2 separate regions of the Mus musculus genome follow, and region 2 is linked to region 1. The links are chromatin loops, found by intact Hi-C in ENCODE. Cell type or tissue: gastrocnemius. All regions are shown on one strand. Links, peaks and the distances in the headings refer to the core of each region. The heading gives the core; the rest is flanking DNA. Region 1 overlaps Tnik (TRAF2 and NCK interacting kinase). Region 2 holds the start of Tnik (TRAF2 and NCK interacting kinase).

Region 1 (2,908 bases), core at 124-2,623:
TTTTTCAGTTGTTGTTTATAAATGGTGAACTGAAACTCCATCAGGATTATGGAATTATCGGAATTTAGAGCTGTTCAGTTTTGAATGACTTGTGTATAGAAAACATTTCAGGCTCCTTACAGAGAACAACCAATTTCCTGAGCACTAAGATAGAATTTGTTATCTCTGTAATAAGTTTAACCTGAAACGTATCTTTATAAAAATCCACTTGGATATTTTGGATGCGTGCAATAAGAAATTGTAGTTCATACTTTCTTTGCTGAGGGTCTGAGGAGAATAACTAGCAGGGTGTGGGGTGGGGGGGGGTAGATGAAACTTTATTTTTTTCAAACCTTACATTTAGTAATGGTTCTTAAATGCTTTAACCTTCCCTGTAGCCTACCACCCATCAGCGGGAGTGGAAGAGAAAGAGGGGAGAGGAGAAGTGGGTCTGTTTAGAAAGATTCTTTGGAGCACATCCATCTGTGTTGTCTGGAAATTGACAATTCAGTTCACAGGTTAGCAGACATCTTGATCCACTCAGAAACACTTTACAGATACACTAGCAATCCAGTTCAATAGAGTCTCAGCTTAGCAAAAGCAGTGATGTGACCTAGCAGAGACAACCAGGCCTCGGCCTTGGCACAAGTCAGCAAGAGGGACCAACAGGATCATCAGGAGAAGTTCTCAGCTGTGCCTCTCTCAGGGAAGTGAAGATCAGGGAAGACAGGCAGGCGGCCCACACGTGTTGCACAGCTAGCTTTACCAGCAAGCCAAGCACTGTCTTGGTCATTCTGTGGACCCTCCAAACATCATGTGTCCTCCACATGCCTTGTTCAACACGAGTCTTGCCTCAGCACAGGCTTTACCTCAGGACCAGTTTTGACTCAGTATGGGTCTCTAATCAGCCTGAGACTTCAGACGTGGCCAGAAACTGCAGCACACCACGAGGAGGTTTTTTTTTTGTTTTGTTTTTTGTTTTTTTTTTGTTTTGTTTTGTTTTTTTTGTTTTTGGTGCATTTCTCTCTATGGTATCCCGACAAAAGCAGCTTAACTATGCAATGTGAGGCAGACCAGTACATGTGTGTTGTTAGGAAAGAATCCTTCATCACATGTCCTTTCACATGCTTGCTTTAGCAAAACAACCTCTCTCCTGTGTCTGCTTTAGTGGTTCCTTCATGAGTCTGCCTTAGCCTTTCACCTATGTCCACTTTAACGAAATGTTCCTTTATGTGTTTGCCCCAGCAAAACACCATCCAATTGACTTTCCAAAGAACCCTTAAGTTTCCACTTCAGGTAGGGGTGGGGTGGGGTGGATGGCCTTTTCTGCTGAGCTCTGTGGCCTTGAGCATAATTTCAGAGCCATTTTCTACTGCTGATTTTCAAAGGTGATGCATAGAATTTCTGTGTCCACTCCATTCCCATTTACAATAAAGGAAAAAAAACCTTGGTAGCTGCCTCCCATCAAACCCTAAATAAACACAAACAAACTTACACAACATGAGTTGTAGTGTTAAACCTGTTGTCTGTACTTCCTGCAGAGAAGAGCTAGGAACTGAACTCTGTGTGAAGAGTTCAGTGTCCTTTAGGGAGAACACACTGCACTGTTTTAGGAACCCGTCCCGTGGCTGCATGATAGGGATGCCCAGTCACTGGCAGGCCACCAACATGCTGACGACTCTGTAAAGCTTCCTTGTAGGAACCAGGCTCAGCTGTGCATCATTTTGAAGGAGGCAGTGTGTGGGACTCACATCATTGCCTGTGCTACCCAAGCAATATCTTATCTTCAAAGACACTGGGAGTGCAGATGAAGCCACTGTGGCCGTTTTTAAGGCCAGCTTCAAAGGCGGTAACATTATTCAGCTCATTCACTGTTGCAGGTTCACAGCCAGAGCCTGACTCCAGAACTTTCTCCTGATTCCAAACTGAATTCCCAATCCTCACGATTCCTCTAGTCTCAGGCTCCTCTGGCTCCACATGTCTGTCTCTCTCCCTGTCCCTCTCCCCTTCCATGTCCCTTGTTCTACTCATTCCCCTGGCAGGCTCTTGCTGTATTGCCATGGTGGGCATCAAAATCACAGCAAGTCTATTATAGCTTGTGCTTCCTGGGTGGTAGGCTAATAGGCATATGCCTACTCATGAGCATTTTCATATATTCCCCCTCTGTCCTTCTCTCCTAAAGATTTATTATTATTATTATTATTATTATGATTATTATGATTATTAAGACATGTTTGTCTGTATGCAGGTAGGTGTGTGTATGATGAGTCTAGGTACATGAGGAAGCCAGAGGCATTGGGTTTCCCTGAAGTTGGACTTATAAGCAGTTGTGAGCCACCACCACGGATCCTGGGATCTGAACTTGGTTTTTTGCAAAAGCACCAGGTGCTCTTAACTGCAGAGCCGTTGCTCTATCCATCCCCATTTTCTTTTACAAATACATTCTGTATATTGTGAGTTGTGTGTATGTGTGTATGTGTGTGTGTGTGTGTGAGTGAGCGAGTGTGCATGTGGGCATGTGTGCGTGTGTGCATGCATGTGTGCAGGCATGTGTGTCTGTGTAAGTAGACACCATGTGTGCCCCTCAGTCACTCCCCATGTTACATTTAGAGACAGAGTCTCGCACAGGGCTCTCTGTCTGGCCACCAATCCCCAGAAATCTCCCTCTTCAGCAGGATTATAGCCATGTTTTAGCACCTCTGGCTTTTTAAGTGGGTGCTGGAGATAAAACTCCGGTCCTCATGATTGCAAGGCAGGTGCTCCACCTATTGCACCTGCTTTCCCAGTTCCAATTCCCAGTGTGTGTAAATGCATTATCGTGAGTTCTTGGATCCATAGCATTGAATGTTCATGATCCGTAGCACAGGCCTGGTGTGGGCCTGCGCATTGGCCAGTCATGATGAGGATATTACCTAGGCAACACATCCAA
Region 2 (2,908 bases), core at 208-2,707, 110 kb before region 1:
ATGATGATGACACACAAGGAAAAGTGTGGTGGAGGGAAAAGATGGCTTCTACTTGGTCCCTTCGTGGAGGCTTGTGGGTTCGGAACAGCATTCTAGTTTCATGGTATGGTTTAGAGAGCACATGACCCACCCCAATGAGTCCAAGACTAAACAGTCCAGCTAACACTAATTTCATTAGTGTTGGTCCGTTCATTCATTCTTTCAACTTGTTCTGAAGCTCATAATTAGTTTATTCTTCATGACTTTAAAAAGAAGTGGCAACAGCCCAAGTGTTGGTGTCCATGTGTAATCTGAGTACTTGGGTGGGCGGGGGGGGGGGGGTCATTTGCAGGACAATGAGGAGTTCAAGGCCATCCCCAGCTGCACAGTGAAGGGAAGACTTCCTTTAAGTACTTAAGATCTGTCTCATAACCATACCAAATCAAACAACCAATAAGATAAATCAAAAAGAACCTCTACTCCCCCCAAAAGAAAACAAAACAAAAAGTCAAATAAAAATCAACCCCCCCCAGTATGTTTAGCTTTTTATCTCAGTAGATGCTAGAGGAACACTCAGAACTATTGATGAGTTGAAGCCAGTGGGAAGAGTTCACTATAAATGTTTTCTTCCGACGTATTTTGCGTGGCCAAACTAGGAGACAGGCAAGGATGCGAGAGGGTTGGGGAAGTGACTTTACACTTTTGATAAAGAATGACGGGTTACCACTGCAAACACCCAGCTCTTGAGTGAAAAAGCGAGCGAAGTCAAATAGCTCGCGGGTCAGGGCTCACTATCCTAGAGCCAAACTTTCTCCATGAATCCAGGTAGGTCACCGCGGAAAAGCTACAAAGGAGGAAACACTGGGTTAGGTACTATGTTGCCCAATTAATGTCGGCCTTGGAGTCACCTGAATCCTTCGAGCTACTGCACCCAGGGAGCAAGCTTCTCTTTTCAATTCGGTCATTTCCGTGGGGAATTGCGGCACGCGCAGGTCTTGGGTGTGGCGATATCCAGACAGAGCTCACATCTCTCGGATTTCCAGCTTCTAGCAAACCTACTCAGCCTAGAGAACCACAGACGATTCGGGCCTGCCTTCCTGCAACCCAGTGGCCGCGAATGACCGTGACCCTGTGGCCACTGCTCAGCACCAAAGCCAGGCTGCCGGCTCGGCGCGTGTGAGCTTCTCCCCAACTCGCTCTGCGCGGGGAGGCGGATCCCCTTCCCTGCGCACAAGTCCTTATATGCACCGGTTGCACCGGCCCGCCTTTACTCCAGCCCCACAAATAATTAATGGGGGAGGGAGGACGCTGCTGCCTTTTCCCGCTGCCTCTCCCCACCACCCTTTTCACCATTAGAGTATCTGAACGCAGTCAAGAAACCCCAAGATACGATCGAAGAGCCATTTTGGTGCACTGCACAAATTGGACACATTAAAAATATATATTCAGCATTCAGGCTCCTGCACAGAGAGGCTCAAAAACGGCTGTTTAGATTCAGCACTATTAACCCTCAAAAGCTGGGGCGGAAAGGGTGCGTACCCCTCCCCCACCCTGGCTAGTGGCGGAGGGACCCGGTCAGGAAGCGCGGCCTCTCCCCAGTCGGAGACCACGCCTCTCCCCCCCCCCCCACTCCTCCCAGGAAGCGGTGATAGACAGTTCTGTGTGGTTCTCCACCCCCACCTCCCAGCTGAGTGGAGGAGTTGATATGTCTCATTATAACAGCCAATGCAGCCGCCATCCACGCACAAGCAAAGAAGCATGTCCCATTTAAATACACCCACGCAGCCCCAGCGCCCTTAGCCGATCAGGGCGCGCAGCCCACACGCACCGCGGCTCCGGGCTTGGAGATCCGCGCAGGTCGGGCTCCGGGATCCCGCGGATCGACGCTCTCGGAAGATCGGGATCGGACTCTTGCTGGGGCCCGGGTGGGCGGGGGAGGCTGGGCCCCGGGCCTCTCTGGCGGACAGCCGCATGAGGACGCGAGCGAAATAGACCGGGGTGGAATTGCCAAGGAAGACGCTTCGGGGTGGTTTTGGTCCATTTCTCCCGCGAAGAGTCGACATGGCGAGCGACTCCCCAGCTCGCAGCCTGGATGAAATCGATCTCTCCGCCCTGAGGGTGAGCAGAACGTGTTTTTTCCTTTTTTTCCAATGGTCTAGGGCTGAAAGAGGGAACGTTCCCTGCCTTTCTGTTCTAATTCCGGGGCAGCCGAGGGGTTCTAGGCTGAGCCCCTACCCCTACAGCAGGGGCTGGGCTCCCCTTGTGCTCCTAGGCTGTTCCCGAGGTTCCGCAAGGAAGCTGGTAGAGCTTGTCAGTTTCATCTTCGATCGGTGTAAGAGCATTACATGAAAGGCTGGTGTGTGTGTGTGTGTGTGTGTGTGTGTGTGTGTGTGTGTGTGTGTGTGTACCCGGGCAACCGTCTCGTGCCAAGGCGCGAGACCCGACTGCTCCTTGCTGCAAAAGATTCTCTTGGAGAAGAAAGGCACTGGCCCTTCACGTTTGCCAGCTACCTGCAAGATGCCATCGTGAGCTAGCTGTCTCTACCAGCGGACCCTGCTGCTCCAATGGAGCAGTAATTGCTGCTCTGGGCTGGTCTTGTAGGTGCTAACTGACTCCCTTCCCGGCTTCTGTCTCCGGTGCTGGGGCTCCGGCTCAGCTCTTCCCTATATGCCAGTGTGCACTCACCTTTATCTGTGGTTTGAACTCAGCCCTGCCTATTCCTTCCCTCGGTGACTGTGACCTTTCAGTTTTATGGCTGAACTTCAGCAGGTGAAAGAGAAGCTTAACCGCTTCTCCTCACCACACCGGAACTCCCTGGAGAGATTGTGTGTGCGTGTGTGCCTGTGTGCCTGTGTGCCTGTGTGTGTGTGTGTGTGTGTGTGTGTGTGTGTGTGTGTGTGTGTGTGTGTGTGTGTCCCAGGTCTGTGAA

What was found. A loop is a pair of places that touch in the nucleus more often than their neighbours do. Peaks named below come from ENCODE experiments on the same cell type or tissue, not always from the same donor. Only the 100,000 strongest peaks of a DNase experiment are listed, where the experiment ranks them.
Region 2: it touches region 1 in a loop (3-fold over the local background); 3 of 42 quality-filtered maps call a loop at or near these places.

The regions. Positions count from the first base shown.
Region 1 is chr3:28,368,223-28,371,130 of GRCm38, forward strand. The region is part of intron 2 of Tnik (TRAF2 and NCK interacting kinase); the gene reads left to right. Among named protein-coding and RNA genes, the nearest start is that of Mir466q, 50 kb to the right of the region's middle. In gastrocnemius, for the core only: no CTCF peak of the experiment used is centred there; a DNase peak (open chromatin) is centred at 1,648; H3K27ac peaks cover 2,124 bases.
Region 2 is chr3:28,261,603-28,264,510 of GRCm38, forward strand. It overlaps Tnik (TRAF2 and NCK interacting kinase), which reads left to right and starts at 1,612. Exons shown (of 33, transcript NM_026910.1): 1 at 1,612-2,097. The coding sequence starts at 2,041. In gastrocnemius, for the core only: no CTCF peak of the experiment used is centred there; DNase peaks (open chromatin) are centred at 1,184, 1,588 and 2,479; H3K4me3 peaks cover 2,110 bases; H3K27ac peaks cover 2,005 bases.